Linked DNA regions of Homo sapiens: region 1 is linked to region 2. A link is an interaction called in ENCODE POLR2A ChIA-PET data of the cell type or tissue named here. Cell type or tissue: K562. All regions are shown on one strand. Each heading gives the region's core, and the rest is flanking DNA. Links, peaks and the distances in the headings are about the cores only. Region 1 overlaps NAV1 (neuron navigator 1). Region 2 overlaps NAV1 (neuron navigator 1).

Region 1 (5,379 bases), core at 282-5,281, 65 kb before region 2:
CGAGATTGCGCTATTGCACTCCAGCCTGGGCAACAACAGTGAAACTTCATCTCAAGAAAAAAAAAAGAGAGAGAGAGACAAAACAGAGTACCATGGGGATTTAGTTGTCATGATCTGTCAGTGAGGCAGGATCTGGGGAGGCTTTTAGGAAGAGCAGTCAGGTTGGTAGTTGGTGGTTTGAGGTCTGGGAAGTAGTGGATTTGATGGTAGAACTCCTCATGCCCCTGGGTCTATCCGTCAGTGCCCCAATACAGACTCCTGCTCTTTAAAGAGATTCTGTGGTACAGTGGTTAAAGAATATACTCTGGAGCCAGAATGCCTGGGTCCAAAGCGTGGCTCTGTCATTTGCTGGTGGTGTGACCTAAGGCAAATTGCGGAACCTCTGAGTTCTCTCCTCTGTAAAATGAGATTGAGACAGGATCTACTCATAGGATTGCTGTGAAGAGTAAGTTAGTTAATGAACAGAAAGTGCTTAGAACAGTGTCTGGCACATAGTAAGGACCAACAAGTATTTCTGTTATTTATTATGATCACAGAGACAAAAAAAAAACCTTCTTTTTCAAGTGTCCCTCCATCCCACGTACCCAGGGATAGAGGCTGAGCTGCCTCATTCTCCTGAGCTTCCAGCAGAGCAGAAGAGGATAAGAACACCTGCCAGGTCTGGATCAGAAACCTGAAGCATCAACAGGAACAACATTGTCCATGCTTCACACAATAACACCCAAATGCTCACAGTGGAAAGGGTAGGAAACTAGACAGCTCGAAAAATGTGTCATGGAAAGAGTAAAGGCTTTTGAATCTGGAAGATCTGGGTTCAAATCCTAGCTCTGCTACTTCCTGCTATGTGGCTTTAGAAAAGTTAAGTTTTCTGAGCCCAGAGTCCGCATCTGCAATAAGTAGTCATAGGGTTTTATAAAGAAGCAATGAAAGAGTAAAGATAAGGCACCTAGCTTGGTGACTGGCACATAGGAAGTGCTCAAGAAATGGCAGAAATTGGCCAAGAATGGTGGCTCATGCCTGTAATCCCAGCATTTTGGGAGGTCAAGGTGGGTGGATCACGAGGTCAGGGGTTCAAAACCAGCCTAGCCAAGATGGTGAAACCCCATCTCTACTAAAATTACAAAAATTAGCCAGGTGCGGTGGCAGGTGCCTGAAATCCCAGCTATTCGGGAGGCTGAAGCAGGAGAATCGCCTGAACCCAGGTGGCAGAGGTTGCAGTGAGCTGAGATCGCGCTACTGCACTCCAGCCTGGGTGACAGAGTGAGACTCCATCTCAAACAAAAAAAAAAAGAAAGAAAGAAAGAAAGAAAGAAATGGCAGAAATTATGTTAAGGAGAACAGCCATACCTCCTCCGTCCTCCCAAAGGGAAGTTGCCAAATTCAGACACAGAATGGGACAGTCTGGTGGATGGCAGGTGAGTTGAGAGGCTGGTGGCTTCCCAGGCAAAGTGGAACAGTCCCTGCCCCTGAACATGATGTATCAGCCACATCCAACACACTTTTCTCTCTCCTCCCTTTCCAGTCTACATCCCACAGCTGTCTGCTGTCTAAGTCTCACCCTGGTACTTTATTTTTAAATCAAACACTTTTTAGTTGCATTTGCTGACTGCCTGTCAGACACTGTTCTAAGTGCTTTGCCTATATTAACTTGTAATTGTTCTATAAGTTGGTGCTATTATTATCATTCCCACTTCAGAGGCAAGGACGCTGAAGCACAGAGAGGCTAAGGAACTTTCTCACGATCACACAGCTAGTAAATGGCAGAGTCAAGATTAGATCCAAACAGTCTAGCTCCAGACATTGTGCTTCTTACTTCACAGCCTAAATCCAGGCCTCAGCCCTAACTCCTTTCCACCCCAATCTTCCAGCCTTTCAGCCTCATTCCAGCGCCAGGCCCCGCCCCATCAGGACAAATGGAGGCTACCTGGCCATTAAAGCTCTGCAAACCCCAGAGCAAGGAAGTGTTTTGGGCCTATAAATATTTCATTCTGACTCAGAGGGTGGTGAGAGCCTAAGCACCAGCTCCCTCTGATCTCCCAGGATGGGGGCGAGGGGAAAGGAAGGCGAGCACCAGTATTCGGCGGCGGTCCCTCTCTCCCCGGTCTGGAGAACTGGCCAGTCGCAAGTTCCTGGCCCCGCTCTCCACCGCCCTTCCTGCCCTTGAGGCGCCCGCAGCAGCTGCCGGGGTTGGGGGCACACTGGGCGGCGGCCGTGGTGCTGATAGGACAGCTCCTCCTGCAGTGGCCCTGTTAAAGGGGCCGCGATTGCGTTTGGGAATGCACTGAATATACCCATTTCGAAAAGGTCAGAACATTTTAACCAGAGCATCTAGGGGTTGGATATGCCAAAAAAAGAAAGAAAGAGGACAAGGAAAATATTTACAGTAAAGGGCTGGAGTATCTCTGAACTCACGCACTGAGATACGGACACTGCACAGCACAGAGTGTTGGCTAAAAACAGAGGTCCTGGAGCCAGAACCACCCCCTCTCCCCACTCGCCCCCAGCCCCATCTTCCCAACCCCCACCCAGTCCCCTCAGACCGTTGTACAAATCTGGGTATTGCTGCTTCCTGCTTTGTGGTCCTGAGCAAATTACTTAACCTCCTTGGCCTATTTCCTCATCTTTGAAATAGGGATGATAACAATATCTACCTTAAAGTGTTGCTATAAAGACTAAGTGAAGTATTTATTATTATTATTATTGAGCCTTGCGCTGTCACCCAGGCTGGAGTGCAGTGGCGTGATCTTGGCTCACTGCAACCTCTGCCTCCCAGGTTCAAGCGAGTCTCTTGCCTCAGCCTCCCATGTAGCCAGGATTACAGGCGTGTGCCACCATGCCTGGCTAATTTTGTATTTTTATTAGAGATGGGGTTTCTCCATGTTGGCCAGGCTGGTCTCGAACTCCTGACCTCAGGTGATCTGCCTGCCTCAGCCTCCCAAAGTGCTGGGATTACAGGCATGAGCCACCACACCTAGCCAAGACTAAGTGAATTATGAGAGGAAAATCATGGAAGACAGTTCCTGGTCCATAATAAACACTGAATACTAGCTAGTTATCATTAAGTCAAGTCATTAGCACAGTTTGTATCTCCCTTCTCTGTTCTGCCCCAAATTTCCAATTAGTAAATTTTGTCAGCCATTTCAGTCAGAATAGCAGAAACATTGTCACCAGAATGTTTCACCTTTAACGTAAATTTATGTTTTCTTATTTGAGTACAAATAGGACAGTCCATTTATATGGGGTTGGTGGCGGGGGGGAGGCGGGGAGAGGGTAACCAAATTACACAGCAGGCCAAGTTTCCAAAATAAATACATTTAAGACTGTGGCATGGGTTAGTAAGAAAGATGGGGAGATCTCTTTTCATAGAGGTCCTTCTGAATTGAGGCACTCCTGAGTACATGAAGATGACTTAGATGCAACCTGTTCAGAGACAGGAAATGGACAGAATGACCTGCATGAGTCCAGAGGCCACGGACAGAATCCCTGGACCCCACACAGGTCTCTTTCCAAGCTTTCTTACAACATCTGACACGTACCCTCCCTCCGCCCTGGAAATCCTGGTTAGTTCCTCCCAGGGCCAAATCTCAACTTGGGCTTCACCTCAGGCAAGAGAGAAGTGTGTCCCTTGGTGCCACTCTGAAGATATGACTCGTACTGCTGCACCCCTCAGACCAACACCATACACACATAGTGACACACACACACACAGACATACACACACTCACTCACACCCTCCCACACAAGCACACTCACACATCAAGACACAAGATACACACTGCCATGCTCCGAGTGCTTGTGTCCTCTCCAAAATTTCTATGTTGAAAACTTCTCCAATGCAATAGTATTAAGAGGTGGGCCTTTGGGAGGAGATTAGGTCATGAGGGCTACACCTTTGTGAATGGGTTAAGTCCCTTCATAAAAGAGACTTGAAGGAACCTGTTTGCCCCTTTCTTCCACCACGTGAGGACACACAGATGTCACCATCTATGGGGAACAGGCCTTCACCAGACACCAAATCTGCTGGCACCTTGATCTTGGACTTCCATCCTCCAGAACCGTGAGCAATAAATTTCTGACGTTTCATTTTAATTCTTATATTTTTAGAGACAGAGTCGCAGCTCTGTCACCCAGGCTGGAGTGCAGTGGCGTTATCACTGCTCACTGCATCCTCAGCCTCCTGGGCTCAAGCAATCCTCCCACTTCAGCCTGCCGAGTAGCTGGCACCACAGGCACATGCCACCATGCCTGATAATTTTGTTTTTTAATTTTTTGTAGAGACGAGGTTCTCACTATATTGACCAGGCTGGTCTCCATCTGGACTCAAGCAATCCTCCTGCCTCAGCCTCCCAAAGTGCTGGGCATTATAGGCATGAGCCACCATGCCTGGCCTGTTGTTTACAAATTGCCCAGTCTAAAGTATTTTGTTATAGCAACCTGAATGGACTAAGACACACACACTCACACACACACACATTCTGACACACAGAGATAGACATATGCACACACAACCTACAAATACATATACACACTGATACACACAGATATACACATTCACACAGAGACACACAGGTACGTGCTCACACACTGACACATACACACTCGCACCGCACACATCATACATGCAACTCACACTCATGCTTATTCTTAAACACACAAACACACACATCTCCAGCTTCCTTTCCCACCTGTCCTCCCTGTCCCTTGCTGTCCCTCGCCTTTGGCCCATTTCCCACCCAGCCCAGGGTGAGGAGGTGCTCTGTGTCCTCCGATCCTCGCTCATCTCAGAGGCTCCAGGCCTCCAGCAGTGTGCTCACAGGCTTCCCTGGAAAAATGAGCCCCAACACCCGTACCTTGGGCACACAACTTCCAATATTTGTGGTTTACAGACCTTGTTCAGCTCACACATGGAGCTAAGGGTGAGGGTATAAAGGCAAATCACAATATTCCTATGCTTGAGAGGAAGTAACTTGTCCCAAGTCACACCACTGAGCAACAGGAGAGCCTGGGGTGACTCCCCCACTCCAGTTATCTTCCCCCACACCACACAGCCCCCTCTCCGCATAAGGCCGCAGTGTTTCCAGACTGGGCATTGCGAGGAGGTCCCAGGGCTGGGGACAGGACTGCAATAGTCATTTACTAAATGTTTATCCTTCTTGTCCAGCCTCTAATCTCTGCCAACCTCTCAGGACAGAAATGGAGGAAGAGCTGAGATGTCGTGGTGGGGAGCGCATAGTAAAAGGATTTGAGCCCATCCTCCTTCCCCAAGCTCTTGCCTGTAGACCCTGGCTTCAGGCTTCAGCAAACCAGCTGGGGGCCATTCAGCTGGGCCTGGTCCTTGGCAGAGAATGCAATCACCCCAGTCTGTGTCAAGAGAAAGAC
Region 2 (5,353 bases), core at 354-5,353:
GAGGGGCCGGCTTATTAGCTCCAGACCGGCTAAAAAGCAGAGGAGTTTTAATGGGTTGCCAGCCTAACACAGGCCTAAATTCATGCACAATGGTAATTTTCAACTCTGATGAGAAAATGAGAAACAGAACCTCAAAACGTAACACTTTTACGTTATTTTTTTGACTGGGTAAAAATGAGCAGAAGTGATAAAATTGGTGGTGTACTTTAAAGTAGCTTTTATTGAGAAATAAATCTCAAGCGCTTGTCAAAATAAATGTGATAGCAAAGTAAATTTAAAAGCTCAATATGATTTCTGCATTTGTATAACAGACATGATGTCTGTGGTTAAGTTCTATGAGCCATTAAAGACACTGTGGCGCTGGGCGAGGTGGCTCATGTTTGTAATCCCAGCACTTTGGGAGGCCGAGATGGGAAGATCACTTGAGCCTCGGAGTTCCAGACCAGCCTGGGCAACATAGCAAGACCTTGTCTCTACAAAAAATGTAAAAGTTAGTCAAGTGTGGTGGTGTGCTCCTGTAATCCCAGGTACTCAGGAGGCTGAGATGGGAAGATCGCTTGAGCCTGAGAGGTTGAGGCTGCAGTAAGCTATGATTGCATCACTGCACTCTAGCCTGGGCAAAAAAGTAAGACCCTTTCTCAAGAAAAAAAAAAGAAAGACACCAGTCCACTGGCCCCTTCTGCTATACATGACCCTGGAGTGTATTGGAAAGGACAAAGACCAGGAGCTGGAAGACTTGGGTTCCCCAACTCATTCCCTAAAGTTATGTGGCTTTGGGTAAGTTACTTAGCCTCTCTGAGTCCGATTTTGACATCTACAGAAAGGGAAATATTTGTCCTGCCCACCTCATAAGGTTGCCATGAAGAGTAAACGAGAGGATGGATATGAAGTCATTCAGCACGGACCATAGAGTAGACCAGAGGAACCTTTGCAGTGAAGGCCTGAGGAAGAACTCTGATAGCAGGATGGGATTTAGGTTATGGAACTTCAGTCAAGCCAACCTCCATCCTCTGGGTCAGGTGACTGCTCCAGAGTGGTGTGGGTCTCAAACATTTGCCGAGAGGCCCTTCAGGGCCATACATAGACCACCCACCCCACATGTTCCCAGGACAGAAAGTGCAGAGCCGAGGAGCTTTTCAGAGGCCCTGGGTTCCCAAATACAAACATAAAACTACAAAATTGAAGTTAATCAAGATTTAATCAAACATCTATAAAATGTAACATTGTGTCAACTTCTTCAATACTTAACTTTAGCTTTCACAAAAATGCATTCTATTTGAAAATAACTTACAGATAAAATTTTTCTTCTGATCCAGTAATTTCTGCATATGTTCAGGGTTACCAAGAAATAGCCAATTTAAAATTATTAATAAATGAATTGCTGATAACCAAATACTTTTAAAAGTGAAATTATAGGCCAAGGATGGTGGTTCACCCTTGTGATCTGAATGCTTTGGGAGGCCAAGGTTGGGAGCAATCCTGAGGCCAGGAGTTTGGGACCAACCTGGGCAACATAGCGAGACCCCATCTCTACAAAATATACAAAAATTAGCCGGGTGTGGTGGCGGGCGCCTGTGGTCCCAGCTGTTTAGGAGGCTGAGGCAGGAGGATCACTTGAGCCCTGGAAGTCAAGGCTGCAGTGAGCTGCATTGGTGCCACTGCACTCCAGCCTGGGCAACAGGTTAAGACCCCGTCTCTTAAAAACAAAAAAAAAGTGAAATTATAATTTTTTTTAAATTACAACAAATATTTAGCAATTCATGTGGGATGTAGGGTGTTGGGTGCATCCTTATGGGCATGCTGCGTCCTGGAGCTCTTTCTGGGTGAGCATGCCCGGCGGGCACCCAGGTCTTTTTTTTTTTTTTTTTTTTTTTTTGAGATGGAGTCTCGCTCTGTCGCCTAGGCTGGAGTGCAGTGGTGAGATCTTGGCTCACTGTAAGCTCCGCCTCCTGGGTTCACGCCATTCTCCTGCCTCAGCCTCCCAAGTAGCTGGGACCACAGGTGCCCACCACCACACCCGGCTAATTTTTTTGTATTTTTAGTAGAGACAGGGTTTCACCCTGTTAGCCAGGATGTTCTCGATCTCCTGACCTCATGATCTGCCCGCTTCAGCCTCCCGAAGTGCTGGGATTACAGGTGTGAGCCACTGAGCCAGGCCGGCACCCAGGTCTTAAGACAGTCCTCTCTGTGGTTGCTGGGCAGGCTGTAACCTGCCCAGCAACCACAACTAAGTATATTGAGCTCTGCTTAAAGATTATCAGTAAATGTCATTTACATGATCATGACTACATAAATATTATTAAATCCCAGCCTTAGATTTCCTTCCTCCAAGGCCAGGCCTTTTGTCCTGCTCACCTCTGTGTATTTAGAAGCCAGAAGGCCAGGCGCGTTGGCGCATGCCTGTAATCCCAGAACTTTGGGAGTTTGAAGCAGGTGGATCGCTTGAACCTAAGAGTTTGAGACCAGCCTGGGCAACATGGCAAAACCCCCTCGCTACAAAAAATGCAAAATTTAGCCAGGCGTGGTGGTACATGCCTGTAATCCCAGCTACTCGGGAGGCTGCGGTGGGAGGATCATCTGAACCTGGGGAGGTTGAGGCTGCAATGTGCTGTGATTGTTCCACTGCACTCCAGCCTGGGTGACAGAGTGAGACTTTGTCAAAAAAAGAAAGAAGGAAAGAAAGAAAGAAGGAAGGAAGGAAGGAAAGAAAAGAAGGAAGAAAGAAAGAGAGAGAGAGAAAGAAGAAAGAAAGAAAGAAAGAAAGAAAGAAAGAAAGAAAGAAAGAAAGAAAGAAAGAAAGAAAGAAAGAGAAAACTAGAATATCTGAATTTAAAGCCTGCCTTCCTCACTACTGTTTTGGGTGGTCACCATCAAATTGTACAGAAGACCTTATAATAACAAGCAACAGTTTCCTGTCCCACCTCTTCCCAACTCCATTCTATTGTCCAAATAGTTTTCTGTTATTAGCTCCTTTGGTGGTTATCCACGTAAACTCTAGATAACATACTAATAACTATTCCCTGTTTTGTCACCTGTAGACAATATCTATCATTACCAAAGGAGTTAGACAAGTTTAGAGCACTTACACTAAACCCGACTCTCTTTCTCCTTTTCTTCCTCCCAATATTTGATTTTAGTTACTTTTATGAGTTATCTTGTACCTTTGATCTTAAAATTTGGTTTCTTGTTTTCTAACACTTTGACAGACTCTTGAATCCCCTCAGTAGAAGAGGAGAGTATTAGAGACCCTCCTTTTCCCTCTTCTACCTCTCTTCTTCAGTCAATAACACCTTTATTCACTTATTTATTTATTTTTATTTTTTTAAGAGATGGGATCTTGCTCTGTCACCCAGGCTGGAGTGCAGTCGTGCAATCATAGCTCACTGCAACCTCAAACTCCTGGCTGGGATCAAGTGATCGATCCTCCTATATCAGCTTCCCAAGTAGCTGTGGCAGGAGGACCATACTATAGGCATGTGCCATCATGCCCAGCTAATTTTTTAATGTTTTGTACAGATTGGGGGGTGAGTCTTGCTAGGTTTCCCAGGCTGGTCTTGAATTCTGGCTTCAAGAAATCCTCCTGCCTTGGCAGTTACACCTTTATTGATAGCTATTTACAGCCTGCCCAGCAACCACAACTAAGTATATTGAGCTCTGCATAAAGACTATCAGTAAATGTCATTTACATGATCATGACTACATAAATATTATTAAATCCCAGCCTTAGAGCCTCACTTTCCTCCTCTGTCAAATGGGGACAGCATAGCATGTGCTAACACCTCATAAGACCTAGTGGGCTGGGCACAGTGGCTCACGCCTGTAATTTCAGCACTTTGGGAGGGCGAGGTGGGTAGATCACAAGGTCAGGAGTTTCAGACCAGCCTGGCCAAGATGGTGGAACCCCGTCTCTACTGAAAATACAAAAATTAGCCGGGCATGGTGGCAGGTGCCCGTAATCCCAGCTACCCGGAAGGCTGAGACAGAGAATTGCTCGAACCTGGGAGGTGGAGGTTGCAGTGAGCCGAGATCATGCCACTGCACTCTAGCCTGGGCAACAGAGCAAGACTCCGTCTCAAAAAATAATAGTAATTTAAAAAAAGACCTAGTGAAGAGGATACAGAATGTGTGGAATGTAAAAGACGCAGGTTTTTACAAATATAATCTCTTATTTTTCTATCATTACATATGACATGCAGCATGGAGTGGTAATAATGGCTCATACTATTTGGGCAACTTAGATAACTCTCTGAACTGCAATTTCCTAACCAGTAAAATGGAGAGAATACTAGTACCTATCTCGCTAAGTTGTTGGAACGATTACATGAAATGATATAAGTCAAAGTGCTTCTCCTCCCGTGGTTCACTATCCCAATTTTAGGGATCATGACCTTATTTCCCTTTTGCTGAGAGAGAAAATTCCAATTTAGGCCTTAACTGAGCAGGCTGTGGGTTGAGAAAAAGTATACAGCACTCTCAAAAAGGCATTTGGGAAACTACTGGAAAATCTGATTCTGGCCATATATTAAACAATTCTGTTAAATCCAGTACTAACGGGTATGATTGTGGTGCTGTAGCTTCATAGAAGTATGTCCTTGTTTGGCCGGGTGCGGTGGCTCACACCTGCAATCCCAGCACTTTGGGAGGCCGAGGTGGGCGTATCACCTGAGGTCGGGAGTTTGAGACCAGCCTGACCAACATGGAGAAACCCCGTCTCTACTAAAATTACAAAAAAATTAGCCGGGCATGGTGGCGCGTGCCTGTAATCCCAGCTACTCGGGAGGCTGAGGCTGGAGAATCGCTTGAACCCGGGAGACGGAGGTTACGGTGAGCTGAGATCGTGCCATTGCACTCCAGCTTGGGCAACAAGAGCGAAACTCCATCTCAAAAAAAAAAAAATGTCCTTGTTCTTTGGAAATAACATGCTTAAGTGTTGAAGGGTTAAGTATCATGATGTCAACAAATTACTTTTTTTTTTTTTTTTTTGAGACAGAGTTTCATTCTGTCTCCCAGACTGGAGTGCAGTGGTGCCATCTCAGCTCACTGCAACTTCTGCTTCCCGGGTTCAAGTGATTCTCCTGCCTCAGCCCCCTGAGTAGCTGGGATTACAGGCACCCACCACCATGCCCAGCTAATTTTTGTATTTTTAGTAGAGACGGGGTTTTACCATGTTGGACCAGGATGGTCTAGATCTCCTGATCTCGTGACCCACCCACCTTGGCCTCCCAAAGTGCTGGGATTACAGGTGTGAGCCACTGGGCCTGGCAACAAATTACTCTTAAGTGGCTCAGAAAAATATTATATAGATTGATCTATATACAGAGCAATCTAGCAAAATGTCAACAATCAGTGAATG

Evidence for each region. Peaks named below come from ENCODE experiments on the same cell type or tissue, not always from the same donor. Only the 100,000 strongest peaks of a DNase experiment are listed, where the experiment ranks them.
Region 1: POLR2A ChIA-PET joins it to region 2 with 6 read pairs; 5 of 35 experiments call an interaction of 5 or more read pairs at or near these places.

The regions. Positions count from the first base shown.
Region 1 is chr1:201,611,179-201,616,557 of GRCh38, reverse strand. All of the region lies in intron 2 of NAV1 (neuron navigator 1), which reads right to left. All of the region lies in intron 1 of LOC124904482 (a long non-coding RNA gene), which reads left to right. Among named protein-coding and RNA genes, the nearest start is that of NAV1, 75 kb to the right of the region's middle. In K562, for the core only: no CTCF peak of the experiment used is centred there; a DNase peak (open chromatin) is centred at 2,197; H3K27me3 peaks cover 697 bases.
Region 2 is chr1:201,546,534-201,551,886 of GRCh38, reverse strand. All of the region lies in intron 1 of NAV1 (neuron navigator 1), which reads right to left. Among named protein-coding and RNA genes, the nearest start is that of NAV1, 10 kb to the right of the region's middle. In K562, for the core only: no CTCF peak of the experiment used is centred there; no DNase peak of the experiment used is centred there; H3K27me3 peaks cover 644 bases.